2 separate regions of the Homo sapiens genome follow, and region 1 is linked to region 2. Evidence: read pairs that join two places in POLR2A ChIA-PET (ENCODE). Cell type or tissue: HepG2. All regions are shown on one strand.

Region 1 (8,000 bases), 86 kb before region 2:
ACTAGCGCTACTCATAATAGCAAAAAAGAAACAAAAACAAGAAACAGGCTAATATACATCAATAGAGGTCTAGTTATACTAGCATGCAGCCAATAAAAAGAATGAGGTAACTTTACACATACTAATATGGAATAATGTTCTAAGTTCATTAAGTAAAAAAAGACTGTAGAGCAGGGTAGACATGATGCTACTACTTGTATTAGAAAGCAAAAGAATGTGGTTTTATATACATCTCTAAAATACATAAGAAACTAACAGTGGTTTCCGCAGAGGGGAACTGCTAAGAAACAGGATTAAAGGGGTGACTTTCCTCTAAACCTCTTGTGGTACACCTTTTGTAATTTGTGTGCATAAATTCAAAACAATTTTAAATCTTTTTTAGTCTGACTCAATTTTACTGTTTCCTGAATAAACTGTTTTGTTTTTTTCAAATCCTTAAACTCTTAATCCATTTTTTTTCTGAAACTGAGTTAGGCTAAAGACCAATCATCCCAAGCACAGGAAACAAGTTCCAACAATTTAATTTTTTAAACACGCCTAATCCTACGAACCAGATAGCACTAACAAAGACAGAATACTTTTCATAGTTTTTTTTTTTTTTTTTTTTTTTGAGACAGGGTCTCATTCTATTGCCCAAGCTTGAGTGCAGTGGCATGATCTTGGCTCACTGCAACCTCCACCTCCTGGGCTCAAGCGATCTTCCCACCTCAGCCCCGCAAGCAGGTGGGACTACAGGCGCAAGTCACCATGCCCAGGTCGTTTTTGTATTTTTTTGTGGAGATGGGGTTTCATCATGTTGCCCAAGCTGGTCTCAAATTCCTGAACTCAAGTGATCTCCTACCTCGACTTCCCAAAGTGCTGGATTACAGGAGTAAGCCACGGCACTCGGCCTAGGCAGTTTCTTTTTGAGATGGAGTTTCACTCTTGTCACCCAGGCGAGAGCACAAGGGCTCGATCTCGGCTCACTGCAACCTCGGCCTCCCAGTTCAAGCAATTCTCCTGCCTCAGCCTCCTGAGTATCTGGGATTACAGGCACCCACCACCATGCCCAGCTAATTTTTGTATTTTTAGTCGAGACAGGGTTTCACCATGTTGGCCAGGCTGGTCTTCAACTCCTGACCTTAGGTGATCCACTCGCCTTGGCGTCCCAAAGTGCTGGGATTACAGACATGAGTCACCGTGCCCGGCCAACAGTTTCTTTAACATTCATCTCATTTAGTCCTCATCCCATCTCCAGGAGGTTGATGTTACCTTCTTTTCAAAACAAGAAAAATAAGTGTTTATATAAACGTGAAGTCCATTTTAAAGTTCCCAAGGTCAAATAGTAGCTGAAACTCTTAACTGCTCTGGATACATATACATACTGTAAGTAACATAGGATACATCAGACAGAGATCTTATCTAACACAAAACATTAGCCTTCGTAATAGACATGTAAGTAACTCCTAATTTTTTTTTTTTTTTTTTTTTGAGACGGAGTTCCGCTCTCGTTGCCCAGACCGGAGTGCAATGGCGTGATCGCAGCTCACCGCAACCTCCGCCTCCCAGGTTCAAGCGATTCTCCTGCCTCAGCCTCCTGAGTAGCTGGGATTACAGCCATTCACCATCACGCCAGGCTAATTTTGTATTTTTAGTAGAGACGGAGTTTCTCCATGTTGGTCAGGCTGGTCTCGAACTCCTGACCTCAGGTGATCCACCTACCTCAGCCTCCCAAAGTGCTGGGATTACAGGCGTGAGCCACCGTGCCCAGCCAACTCCTAAATTTTAAGTTTTACTCAGGCACTGTCTTACACTACTGCTGTGTCAAAAAGTACAAAATACAGGTCTCAATCACCTAGACAGGTAAAAGATGAGCAATTTGAGCTACCACTGCAATCTAGCGCTATCCCCAAACAGACTACTGTCCTCTCAGCAAATTAAGTACTCAGAAGTACTTAACAGGAAGTACTTAATAGAAATGTGAAACTACCAGTCAAGTTAAAAGAAAAAAATTAAGGCACCCAGCTCAGGTAAGTGCATTTTTCAAGTAGTTTTCAACCTAGCCAGTGTTCCAGAAACAATTTCAACACTCTCCTGAGGATACTCACCTGAAACAGCCTCAAGTTTAGCATCCTTCTAAGAGCTTCAGTAAATAACGTCCTTGCAAGGGATCTATATAACATGTTTTTCTTACATAGAAGGAAAACAAGATCACACAGATAAACTTTGTAACACCAAAAATAATTAAAGCTCTGTGGATATTTATCTGCATTAGTATCCTCCTCAAAGACACACTACAAATGAACTATCATGGTCTCATCTCTGAAAAATGATAAGTCTTAAATTCTGCTCATATATTTCAAAGCCACTCCTTAAAACCTAGACAGGCCGGCGTGGTGGCTCACGCCTGTAATCCCAGCACTTTGGGAGGCAGAGGTGGGCGGATCATGAGGTCAAGAGATTGAGACCATCCTGGCCAACACAGTGAAACCTCGTCTCTACTAAAAATACAAAAATTAGCTGGGTGTGGTGATGCGCATCTGTAGTCCCAGCTACTCGGGAGGCTGAGGCAGGAGAATCACTTGAACCCAGGAGGCGGAGGTTGCAGTGAGCTGAGATCGCACCACTGCACTCCAGCCTGGTGATAGAGTGACACTCGGTCTCAAACAAACAAAAAAAAAAAAAACCTAAAGATAAATGTATTTTGTTTCTTTGAACCTGAGAGCAAAAATTACCTAGGTTTCAAGGCTTCTGACTCAACAGTTCAAAATTGGGGAAATTTTTAAAGGCAAGGGTCACAGTAAACAAATCTTTATGAGATGAGGCAGTCCCTTCAAAAAGCTAAGAGCAAGGCCAGGCACGGCGGCTCACACCTGTAATTCAAGCACTTTGGACAGCAGAAGCAGATGGATCACTTAAGGTCCGGAGTTCAAGACCAGCCTGGCCAACATGGCGAAACCTGCCTCTACTAAAAATACAAAAATTAGCTGAATTAGCTGGTCATGATGGCAAGCGCCTGTTAATTCCAGCTACTTGGGAGCTGAGGCACAAGAATCACTTGAACCAAGGAGGCAGAGGTTGCAGTAAGCCAAGGTTGTGCCACTGCACTCCAGCCTGGGTGACGGAGAATGCCTTAAAAAAAAAAGAAAAGAAAAAAACAGCTAAGAGGAGCCAGGCACAATGGCTCACACCTGTAACCCCAGCACTTGGGGAGGCCAAGGCGGGCAGATCACTTGAACCCCAGAGTTCAAGACAATATGTTTTGCCTAGAGTTCAAGACAACATGTTTTACCTAGAGTTCAAGGCAACATGTTTTGCCTAGAGTTCTAGGCAACATGGCAAAACCCCGTCTCTACCAAAAAATACAAAAATTAGCCAGACATGGTGGTATGTACCTGTAGTCCCAGCTACTCAGAAGGCTGAGGCCGGAAGATTGCTTGAGCCCAGGAGGTCAAGGCTGCAGTGAGCTGTGATAATGGAGCACACTCTAGCCTGGGTGACAGAGCAAGACCTTGTCTCAGGAAAAAAAAAAAAAAAAAAAAAAAAAAAAGCTAACAGCAAATCCAAAGCCAGTCTTGAATCTAGCAGACAAAAAGCTCATATAACAATTTATTTAATTCTAGACACATAAAATAGCTTTTTTCTTTTTTTTTTTTTAACTGAGATGGAGTCTTGCTCTGTCACCCAGGCTGGAGTGCAGTGGCGTGATCTCAGCTCACTGCAACCTCCACCTCCTGGGTTCAAGTGGTTCTCCCGCCTCAGCCTCCCAGTAATTGAGATTACAGGTGCGTGCCAACACGCTCGGCTAATTTTTATACTTTTAGTAGAGATGGGGTTTCACCGTGTTGGCCAGGCTGGTCTTGAACTCCTGACCTCAGGTGATCCACCTGCCTCGGCCTCCCAAAGTGCTGGGATTACAGGTATGAGCCACCACGCCCAGCTGATAAAACAGCTTCTAAATGACATGACAACAAATCAACCCTCCTATAATCCAATAACAAATTCCACCTAGTCCCCAAGCAGTTAAAAATAGCTCTATAATAAAAACAACCATATACACCCAATCCCCCCCCTAAAAAAAAGTAAGGCTAAATTATTTATAGATGTTAATAGTTCTTTTACTGTGCAAATAAGTGCACTGAGACTACAACAGTAAACAAATGAGACAAGGTCCCTGCTCTCAAAGAGCTTATGTGATAAAGACGGGCACAGGGTAAACAAGATAATTATAAGCTGTGCTTTAAGTGAAATAATATAGAATAATAAGAGAAATCAAAGTATTGAATAGAGTGGCCCACTTTACACAAAATGGTTAGAGAATCTCAGAGAAAGTTAGGTTTGAGCTAAAATTGAGCTGACAAGGGAAGAACAGAGAAGAGGGAACAAATATAAAGAAAAATGTCTCGTGTTCAGGTAAGAGAAAGAAGGCCAATGGGCCAGTAAGACAGTAAGCAAGGTTCCAGACAAGGAGAGGGAACAAATAAACAATGCAGATCCTTGCAGGCTATAGAGTATGCATGCTATTTTTAGATCCAATGGAAAGACATTAAAGGGTTTTAAGCACAATAATGACACAATCGAATATCATTTTTAAAGGATCACTGCTCTGTGAATAATGAAATAGAGTACACAATGGTACAGGAATAAAGTTAAAAGGCTACCACAGTAGTTCAAGTGAAAAAAAGTGGGCTGAGCGCAGTGGCTCAGGCCTGTAATCCCAGCACTTTGGGAGGCCAAGGTGGGTGGATCACCACAGGCCAGGAGTTCGAGACCTGCCTGTCCAACATAGTAAAACCCTGTCTCTACTAAAAATACAAAATTAGCTGGGCTGGGCATGGTGGCTCACGCCTATAATCCCAACACTTTGGGAGGCCTAGGTGGGCAGATCACCTGAAGTCAGGAGGTCAAGACCAGCCTGGCCAACATGACAAAGCCCCGTCTCTACTAAAAATACAAAAATTAGCTGGGCACGGTGGCAGGCACCTGTAATCCCAGCTACTCAGTAGACTGAGGCATGAGAATGACCTGAACTGGAAAGTGGAAGTTGCAGTGAACTGAGATAGTGGCAATACATTCCAGCCTGGGGGACAGAGCGAGACTGTCTTCCAAAAAAAAAATTAGCCGGGTATGGTGGTGCATGCCTGTAATCCCAGCTACTTGGGAGGCAGAGGTTGCAGTGAGCCAAGATCACACCACTATACTCCAGCCTAGGCAACAAGAGTGAAACTTCGTCGCAAAGAAAGACAGACAGACAGACAGACAGAAAGAGGCTTGTACAAGTCTAGTAGCAGTGGGATATTAATGAATACATTTAGGAGATTTTGAAGGTAGAACACATAATTTGCTAATGGATTAGATGGGGGGAAAGAAGAAAGCCAAAGATGATTCCCACGTGTTTTAGCCTGAATAAATAGGTAGCTGGTGGAGCCATACTGAGATGAGAAAGAATAGAGAGAGTATGGGGCTAGGAAGTAAGACTGTAGCTTGCCTTTTATTTTTTTTGAGACAATGTCTCGCTCTGTCGCCCAGGCTGGAGTGCAGTGCCACGATCTCGGCTCACTACAACCTCTGCCTGACGTGTTTAAGCAATTCTCATGCCTCAGCCTCCCGAGTAGCTGGGATTACAGGCACCCAATACCATGCCCAGCTAATTTCTGCATTTTTTTTTTTTAAGTAGAGACAGGATTTCACCATGCTGCCCAGGCTGGTCGCAAACTCCCGAGCAATCCACCTGCCTCAGCTTTCCAAAATGCTGGGATTACAGGCGTGAGCCTCCATGTCCAGCCTGAGTGTAGCACTGAACGTTAAATTTTACAGGTAGAGAAGTCAAGACGGCAGTTAAGCTATAAGCCTGGAATATGGAGAGAAGATCTGAACTGGAAATTTAAACTTGAGATCATTTGCATAAATATACCTTTTAAAGCTATGGTATCATACCACAAATTACACAAGTATTATCCCAAGAGTGGAATGCATGTGCTTCAACCATTTTTTTTTTTTTGAGACAGTCTCTCATTCTGTCGCCCAGCCTAGAGTGCAGTGGTGCGATCTCAGCTCACTGCAACTTCCACTTCCTGAGATCAAGCGATTCTCTTGCCTTAGCCTCCTGTGTAGCTGGGACTACAGGCGTGCACAATCATGCCCAGTTAATTTTTGTATTTTTTGGTAGAGATGGGGTTTCACTATGTTGACCAGGCTGGTCTCAAACTCCTGACCTCAAGTGATCCACCCACCTCAGCCTCCCAAAGTGCTGAGATTACAGGCATGAGCCACCAAGCCCAGCCTCGATAATTTTAAATGTCATATATACATATATATTATATATACACAAATACATTATACATATATATATATATATCTGGTTTCTGCTTCTTCTGTCCCTTCAATTTATACTTACCTATGTCCTCCAATTCATAATCTCTCCCTCCTGGTTGATCATATGATATGGTCTTCAACCACTATCACCTGTGACCAGCCACAACACCACTGTCTGTATTATTTTACAATTTCAAAGCATTTAGCATTCATTATTTCACTTGACTTTAATAACAACAACTCTGTGAGGCACTATTTTATAGAGCAAGAATTAAGTCATAAAGACTATGTTGGCCAATATCACATAGCTATTATATAATGTAACAGATGGCATGAAACCATAATTCAAATTCAAGGACTCTTTTTATTCTGTATTCATAGAACTTCACAGCAAACTTCACGGACAGAGGAATCTTACATTTTTGCCTTGTTCACTAGAAAATCCCCAGCACCAACGATACCATAGGCACTCAAACATTTCCTGAGGCAAAGGAAATCTCTAGCACATAATTAGCACTCAAGAGAGAAGAGTCCCAAATCCACTGTTGAGATAATATATCATAGTAAATAAGTTGATACTTTTACATCCTACTTTCTCATTTCCAGTATAGAAATGTTGTCATTTTCTAAGTATGCTCAAGTATGAATTAGATATCTAACATTTCAAGCCACTTAAAAGAAGATTGACATACGAATTCAAGATGACGTTATTTTGCAACAGGTCTTACTTCACACACCCACAAAAACAATTTCCCTGTTGCTCCAAATTTCCTATAAAATATTTTAGAAAATGTAAGACATCCAATGTTAAAGCAGAAAAAAAAATCAAATACTATTTTATTTATGGACTAGCATTCCATAGAATTAGCATAATACATACAAACATACATACACACACACACACACACACACACACACACACACACTTCTCTGAGTCCAGAAATAGACACACATAATTTGATTTTCATCACAGAAATTTCAAGGTGATTCAATGGGAAACAATCTTTTCAACAAATGAAACTTGCACAACTGGACATTTACATGGAAAAAAAAAAATAGGGGTGGTCACAGCGGCTCTCGCCTGTAATCCCAATACTTTGGGAGGCCAACGCAGGAGGATCCCATGAGTCCAGTAATTTGAGACCACTCTGGGCAACACAGTGAGACTCTGTTTCCACACAAAAAAATTTAAAAATCAGCCAGGTGTGGTGGCACATACCTGTAGTCTCAACTACTCAAAAGGATTAGGAGGATCATTCCAGCCCAAGAAGTCAAAGCTGCAGAGACCTGTTAATTACGCCACTGCACTCCAGCCTGGGTGACAGAGTGAGACCCTGTGTACCCCACCCCCCAAAAAGTGAACATCTTTTTATCGCACCACATGCAAAAAATTCAAAATGAATCAAAGACCTAAAAGATAAGAACGAAATTACACAACTTCTACAAGACAGGAGAAAACTCTATGACCTTGGGTTAGGCAATGATTTCTTAGGACACAAAAGCACAAACCATGAAAGAAAAAAAAATTTTTTTTTTTTTTTAAAGAGGCAAGGTCCCGCTCTGTCACCCAGACCAGAGTGCAGTGCCACAATCATAGCTCACTACAGCCTTGAACTCCTGGGTTCAAGCAAACCTGCCACCTTGGTCTCTCAAGTAGCTGAGGTATGCCACCATGCCCACTTAATTTAAATTTTTTGGAGAATAGG
Region 2 (8,000 bases):
TCTAGCCTGAGTAACATTGTGAGACCCTGTCTCATTAAAGGAAAAAACAACCTGTATACAAGTCTGGTAGTATCACCACTACCTTATCCATCATACTTAAAAGCCCTTAAATGTGTCCTCTGGCTCTAAATCCAAAGATCAGAATCCTTAGCACAGTTTACTATGCTAAAGACAGGAAGCTGTCTTTCCATTTTCATCTTGTACTACATCAGCTCTGTCCACTCACACTGGCCTTCTCTCCATCCCTCTCAATCATCATGCTCCTTCCTCATACAAAGCTCTAGCACTTGCTAGTCTCTTTGACTGGAACACTCCTCCTTCCTCTCTTTGCCAAATTAACTGCTACTTATCTTTCAGAATTCAGATCACCTTAGTTCTTCATGGAAGACTTCCCTGACTGTGCAGATAAATCTCTCAGTCAGGCCGGGCATGGTGGCTCATGCCTGTAATCCCAGCACTTTGGGAAACCGAGGCTGGTGGATCACCTGAGGTCAGCAGTTCGAGACCAGCCTGGCCAACATGGTAAAACCCCATCTCTACTAAAAATACAAAATTAGCCAGGCATGGTGGCACGTGCTTGTAGTTCCAGCTACTCAGGAGGCTAAGGCACGAGAATCGCTTGAATCAGGGAGGCAGAGCTTGCAGTGAGCCCAGATTGTGCCACTGCACTCCAGCCTGGGCAACAAGAGCAAAAGTCTACCTCAAAAAAAAAAAAAAAAGATAAATAAAAAATAAATCTCTCAGTTGGGATGCTTTTCTCTTTTAACTGCAAGTGATTAAAAAAAATTCAATCAACCAACCAAACAATCAGTCAAACTGGCTTAAGCAGAAAGAGGCGAATTAACTGGCTCATATAACCAAAATGTTTATCGGTTGCTGATATGAACCTGGGTGCATGTATTTAATTAATATCTGCGGGGATCTGTATTTCTTGCCTCTCCTCTTCTCTGTTAGCTTCATCCTCAGGTATCCTCTCCTTGTGTCACGGCCACCAGCAGCTCCAAGTGCATTCTATTAGCTTTGCTGCTCAATTGAAGAAGAATATCTCATTCTTAATGGTGCCAGGAAAATCTCTGCATCTTTCTCATTGGCCTGGCTTGAGTCACATGAAACTTTCTTGAACCAATCACTGTGGTCCTAGGGAAGTAGTACTTTCATTAGCCAGGGCTAAGTCATGTGACCTTCAATGAAGTCAGTGGGGAGAGGCTGTGATTAGTGAGTGGGGCCATGTTAGCTCTACCTGAACTGCATTGTCAGAGAATGAGGAAGGGGTGGTTCCCAAAGGAAAACTGAAGTTTTGTGTTTGAGACAGAGTCTTGCTTTGTTGCCCAGGCTGGAGTGCAGTGGTGCAATCTTGGCTCCTGTGACCTCGAACTCTCGGGCTCAAGCAATCCTCCCACCTCAGCCTCCCGAGTAGCTAGGACCACAGGTGCATGCTACCATACCTGGCTAACTTATAATTTCTTTTTTTTTTAGAGGTGGGGTCTCACTATGTTGCTCAGGCTGGTATTGAACTCCTGGGCTCAAGCAATCCTCCCACCTTGGCCTCCCAAAGTGTTGGAATTACAGGTATGAGCCACTATACCTGGCCAGAAGTGAAGTTTTTAGAAGAGGAAATGTTGGATAGGTATATTCTTTTTCTCCTCCTCCTCCTCCTTCTTCTTCTTTCTTCTTCTTTTTTTTTTGTTAAGAGACAGGTCCTTATTCCTTCCCCCAGGCTGGAGTGTAGTGTTGCAATCATATCTCACTGTGCCTTGCACTCCTGGGCTCAAGTGATTCTCCCACCTCAGCATCCCAAGTAGCTAGAATTACTGGAGACAGGGTCTCACTGTATTACCCAGGCTGTTTTCAAACTCCTGACTTCAAGGGATCCTCCCACCTTGGCCTCCTAAAGTGCTGGGATTATAGGTGTAAGCCACTGTACCTGGCCCCATACTAATACATTCTTATAGCACTATGTACTTTTCCTTCATGGTACAAGTCACAGCTGCAATATTGCACTTACTTGCTTGATGATTTGATTGATGCTTATCTCTTCCATGAGGCTGTAAGCTCCACGAGGAGAAGCATGTTTTTGTTTTACCTTATTATTATATTCCCAGTGGGTGCTTGCCTCCAGTGGGTGCACAATAAACATCTGTTAGCTAAATGAATGAACTGTGTTTTGGATATCTTGTAGGTGTTATGTCATGATGATTTTGGAATTAGACACATTTGAATTTCAATATTGACTCAGTGTTGGCTCTGTCACTAATTTGCTGTTAGACCGGTTAATAATTTGGTCTAAGAGCTACTTTCCACATTTGTGAAGTTGGAATAATACATAGTTCATTGGACTGTTTTGAGGATTTGAGTAGATAATGAATGCAAAAGATCTGGAATAGTACAAGAATTAATAACCAACTGAGATTACTCTTTTACTCTACCTATTACCAGGAAAACTGGTTATCCATCTTCCCATGACAGAATTGCTTTATAGTTTACACCCCCACCCAGACACTCCTTCAACTGTAACTAGGACATACATCCATATTTTCCATTCTATAGGGCTCCACACTCCTACCTATTCCTGGGGAAAACTCAGGCTGGACAATACACCTCATGGAACACCTTTCAGGTGACTGTGTGTGTGTGTGTGTGTGTGTGTGTGTGTGAGAGAGAGAGAGAGAGTGTGTGTGTGTGAGAGAGAGAGAGAGAGAGAGAAACAAGGCTAACGCAATAAGTAACATGCAACAGATGGGGCCAGGTGTGGCTCTTGCCTCTTCCCAGTCACTCATTTTTTTGTATCTTCTCAGCAATCAAGCTAATTAACACAATGGCCTTCCACTCCAGTCTCCACTTCTATTTGCATCCCTGCCCTTGTTTCTTCACAGCCTCATCCAACTGAGGGGCTTCCTTCCATACCCAAACTATCCATTCTACCATCATAAGTAGGGAAATGGATGTGTTCCAGACCAACCTGGGCTGTAAGCACCACAGATACGTCATACAATAGCCAGTGAATGGAAAGAAACATCAGGCTGAGTGATCCAGAAAGGAAGTGCACCTCCACTGATGCTCTGGCTACCTGTCAGCATTCTACTGCAAGGTGATGGAGTTAGACCTCTTGTTGCTCCAAGTGTTTAGGGATCAGTAATTAAAAGAGTACACACCTGAATAGGAAGGGAGCAAATTCCATGAAAAAGTTGGGTGTGGGTGTTGAAATTGAAAAGGAGAAGACACTTTGCGGGGCTGGTATTGTATAAGGAGAAACCTGTGCTGACAGGAAAGGAATTGAAATAGTGGACCACAGGAAAAAAAAAAACAATTGCTATGACTCAGTTTTGGCTTTGAAGGAGTTTACATCTAATCAAAAGGACAGACATGAAAACTAATCAAAAATAAAAAGGAAAATAATACAAATTATAATAAAAGTCTGTATAAGGTCTTAATGTGGGAGAACAACCTCTGCTTGGAGAAGTTAGAAAAAAAAGAGTTGCGCCGGGCGCGGTGGCTCATGCCTGTAATCCCAGCACTTTGCGAGGCCGAGGCGGGCAGATCACGAGGTCAGGAGATCGAGACCATCCTGGCTAACAAGGTGAAACCCCATCTCTACTAAAAATACAAAAAAATTAGCCGGGCGTGGTGGCAGGCGCCTGTAGTCCCAGCTACTCGGGAGGCTGAGGCAGGAGAATGGCGTGAACCTGGGAGGCGGAGCTTGCAGTGAGCCGAGATTGCGCCACTGCACTCCAGCCTGGGCGACAGAGCGAGACTCTGTCTCAAAAAAAAAAAAAAAAAAAAGAATTTATTAAAGGTTTGAAAGATAAAAAGAAATTTGGGATAAACTTGACGCAAGATGATGTTTCTTGCATGCCCTGGGGGGTAAGGGTGATCTGAGTAGAAGCAAAACATAAGCAAATATATGGAGGCATAAAGAAGCATTATGGGTTAAGTGAGGGGTAGGTAATTTAGATATAGCTAAAAATTAAGCTACGTTTGAAGGAATAGTATGCATGTAGGTTGGATAAGGGACAAAAGTACAGGGCCAGATTGTATGGGGCATTGATGTGGCAGCAGGACATTTAGGCTAGGAATTTGGGCTTTGGAGAAATACCACACTGGCTTTGAAACTTAGATGCAGTGTCAGTACAACACATTGTCACTCCTTTCCCACATCTCAGGAGGTGACTCTTTGTAGAGGAAGCTGTCAGAGACCTGAAATTCACAAAACAGGTGTTTTTTCCCTAGACCAACCTCGTATACCTGCCTGTTACTTGGTCTCCAATCACCAGTTCAAAGACTCAGAGCCAGTGAGGTCAGCTCTGATACGGTGTCTTTAAGACGTAAAGCCAGTAACCAGGCATGGTGGCTCATACCTGTAATGCCAGCACTTTGGCAGGCTGAGGTCGGCTGATTGCTTGAGCCCAGGAGTCTGAGATTAGCCTGGGAAATACAGTGAAACTCTATTTCTACAAAAAATACAAAACTTGGCCTAGAGTAGTGGCATGTGCCTGTAGTCCCAGCTACTCTGGAGGCTGAGGTGGAAGGATTGCTTCGGCCCAGAAGGTCAAGGTTACAGTGAGCTGTGATCACACCACTGTATACCAGCCTAGGTAACAGAGCCCAATGGTATCTCAAAAAAAAAAGAAAAGAAAAAAGACATAAAGCCAGTTGACCCTGCATTATAGATTTACCTTTTCAAGACTTCATTTCTTAATGTCAGAGATACAAAAAATTTAGAAATTAGAGGGCTGGGTTGCAGTAAAAAGTGGAAAGCAGGGTTGGGACGGACCATCCAGTGCTTTTGTCTTTATTAGAGTCCCTCTAAACTTTACTTTGATAAGCACTTGCTTTGCAAATCCCTTTGTTCTTCCACAAAACTTTGGCTCATAGAACCCCTTAAACTCTGCATTTAGTGGAGAAAGGGGCTTCTGGAATGCTTTTGACTTTACAACTCATGTTGACCTGACACTAGACCTCAGATCTTCATTGCATTTGCCTTGAATGGGACCTTTGAACACACTGCCTGAAACAGACATTTGGGCACTGAGTAGTCAGTGATTAGTTAATGTTTCACCAAAATTGCCAAATACTTACACATATCTAAGATACCTGTTTCATTTTTCATTTTACTTCTTTCTTATTCTTATTTTTAAAACAACTTTTCTTCGTGAAAACATGAAAGTAAGTGGTTGAGATTATGGCCCATCATCTCTATAGCAAATAATCTTAAGAACAAGGACGTTAGGATAATAACTACAGAGTGATAATGTAACTCAATAAATTTAATGCTGATAAAATACTATTGCCTGGGCCAGGTGTGGTGGCTCATGCCTATAATTCCAACACTTTGAGAGGCCAAGGTGGGAGGAATGCTTGAGCCCAAGAGTTTGAGACCAGCCTGGGCACCAATAGCAAGACTGCTTCATTTTATTTTATTTTTTAATTTTTTATTTCCATAGCTTACTGGGGGAATAGGTGGTGTTCGGTTACATGAGTAAGATCTTTAGTGATTTGTGAGATTTTGGTGCACTCATCACCTGAGCAGTATACACTGCACCCTATTTGTAGTCTTTTATCCTTCACCGCCTTCCCACCCTTGCCCTCTGAGTCCCGAAAGTCCATTGTGTCATTGTTAGGTCTTTGTATCCTCATAGCTTAGCTCCTGCTTATGAAAACACACGACGTTTTGTTTTCAGTTCCTGAGTTACTTCACTTAGAATAATAGTCTCCAGTCTCATCCAGGTCACTGTGAATGCCATTAATCCATTCCTTTTTGTGGCCAAGTAGTATTCCATCATATATATATCACAGTTTCTTCTCTTTCCTTTTTTTTCTTTTTTTTTTTTTTGAGACGGAGTCTCATTCATTTGATTGTGGCCATTCTTGCAAGAGTAAGGTGGTATCGCATTGTGGTTTTGATTTGCATTTCCCTGATCATACATTTTTTCATGTTTTTTGGCCACTTGTATATCTTTTGAGAATTGTCTATTCATGTCCTTAGACCACTTTTTGATGGCTTGTTATTGTTGTTGTTGCTGTTTTTGAGATGGAGTTTAGCTCTTGTTGCCCAGGCTGGAGTGCAATGGTGTGATCTTGGCTCACTGCAACATCTGCCTCCCAGGTTCAAGGGATTCTCCGGCCTCAGCCTCCCGAGTAGCTGGGATTACAGGCACCCACCACCATGCCTGGCTAATTTTGTATTTTTAGTAGAGATGGGTTTTCTCCATGTTGGTCAGGCTGGTCTCAAACTCCCGACCTCAGGTGATCCGTCTGCCTTGGCCTCCCAAAGTGCTGGGATTACAGGTGTGAGCCACTACACCCAGCCAAGATAGTTTGTTTTTTTCTTGTTGATTTGTTTGAGTTCATTGTAGATTCTAGATATTGGTCCTTTGTCAGATGTATAGATTGTAAAGATATTTTCCTACTCTGTAGGTTGTCTGTTTACTCTGCTGATTGTTCCTTTTGCCATGCAAAAGCTCTTTAGTTTAATTAAGTCCCAGCAATTTATCTTTGCTTTTATTTTATTTGCTTTTGGGTTCTTGGTCATGAAATCCTTGCCTAAGACAATGTCTAGAAGGGTTTTTCCAACATTATGTTCTAGAATTTCGATAGTTTCAGGTCTTAGATTTAAGTCCTTAATCCATCTTGAGTTGATTTTTGTGTAAGGTGAGAGATGAGGATCCAGTTTCATTCTCCTACATGTAGCTAGCCAATTATTCCAGCACCATTTGTTGAAAAGGGTGTCCTTTCCCCACTTTATGTTTTTTGGCTTTGTCAAAGATCAGTTGGCTGTAAGTATTCGGGTTTATTTCTGGGTTCTCTATTCTGTTCCATCGATCTATGTGCCTATTTTTATACCAGTAACATGCTGTTTTGGTGACTATGGCCTTATAGTATAGTTTGAAATTAGGCAATGTGATGCTTCCAGATTTGTTCTTTTTGCTTAGTCTTGCTTTGGCTATGTGGGCTTTTTTTTGGTTCCATATGATTTTTAGAATTGTTTTTTCTAATTCTGTGAAGAATGATGATGGTATTTTGATGGGAATTGCATTGAATTTGTAGATTGCTTTTGGCAGTATGGTCATTTTCACAATATTGATTCTACCCATCCATGAGCATGGGATGTGTTTCCATTTGTTTGTGTCATCTATGATTTCTTTCAGCAGTGTTTTGTAGTTTTCCTTGTAGAGGTCTTTCACCTTCTTGATTAGGTATATCCCGAAGTATTTTACTTTATTTTTGCAGCTATTTTAAAAGGGGTTGAGTTCTTGATTTGAGTCTCAGCTTGGTTGCTGTTGGTGTATAGAAGAGCTACTGATTTGTGTACATTAATTTTGTATCCAGAAACTTTGCTGAATTCTTCTTCTTCTTCTTCTTCTTCTTTTTTTTTTTTTTTTTTTTGAGATGGAAGCTCGCTTTGTCACTAGGCTGGAGTGCAGTGGCACGATATCGGCTGACTGCAACCTCTGCCTCCTGAGTTCAAGCGATTCTCCTGCCTCGGCCTCCCGAGTAGCTGGGATTACAGGCACGTGCCACCATGCCCGGGTAATTTTTGTATTTTTAGTAGAGATGGGCTTTCGCCACGTTGGCCAGGATGGTCTCCATCTCTTGATCTCGTGATCCACCCACCTTGGCCTCCCAAAGTGCTGGGATTACAGGAGTGAGCCACCACGCCCAGCCTGCTGAATTCTTTTATCAGTTCTAGGAGCTTTCTGGAGGAGTCTTTAGGGTTTTCTAGGTAAACAATCATATCATCAGTAAACAGTAATGGTTTGACTTCATCTTTACCAATTTGGATGCCCTTTATTTCTTTCTCTTGTCTGATTGCTCTGGTTAGGACTTCCAGTAGTATACTGAAGAGGGATAGTGAGAATGGGCATTCTTGTCTTGTTACAGTTCTCAGAGGGAATGCTTTCAACTTTTCCCCATTCAGTATTATGTTGGCTGTGGGTTTGCCATAGATGGCTTTTATTATATTGAGGTATGTCCCTTTTATACTGATTTTGCTGAAAGTTTTA

Evidence for each region. Peaks named below come from ENCODE experiments on the same cell type or tissue, not always from the same donor. Only the 100,000 strongest peaks of a DNase experiment are listed, where the experiment ranks them.
Region 1: POLR2A ChIA-PET joins it to region 2 with 6 read pairs; 2 of 35 experiments call an interaction of 5 or more read pairs at or near these places.

Annotation. Positions count from the first base shown.
Region 1 is chr5:57,186,224-57,194,223 of GRCh38, reverse strand. The region is part of intron 2 of GPBP1 (GC-rich promoter binding protein 1); the gene reads right to left. Among named protein-coding and RNA genes, the nearest start is that of GPBP1, 16 kb to the right of the region's middle. In HepG2, no CTCF peak of the experiment used is centred here; no DNase peak of the experiment used is centred here.
Region 2 is chr5:57,100,033-57,108,032 of GRCh38, reverse strand. No RefSeq gene overlaps it. Among named protein-coding and RNA genes, the nearest start is that of GPBP1, 70 kb to the left of the region's middle. In HepG2, no CTCF peak of the experiment used is centred here; DNase peaks (open chromatin) are centred at 4,532, 4,962 and 5,612; H3K4me3 peaks cover 1,221 bases.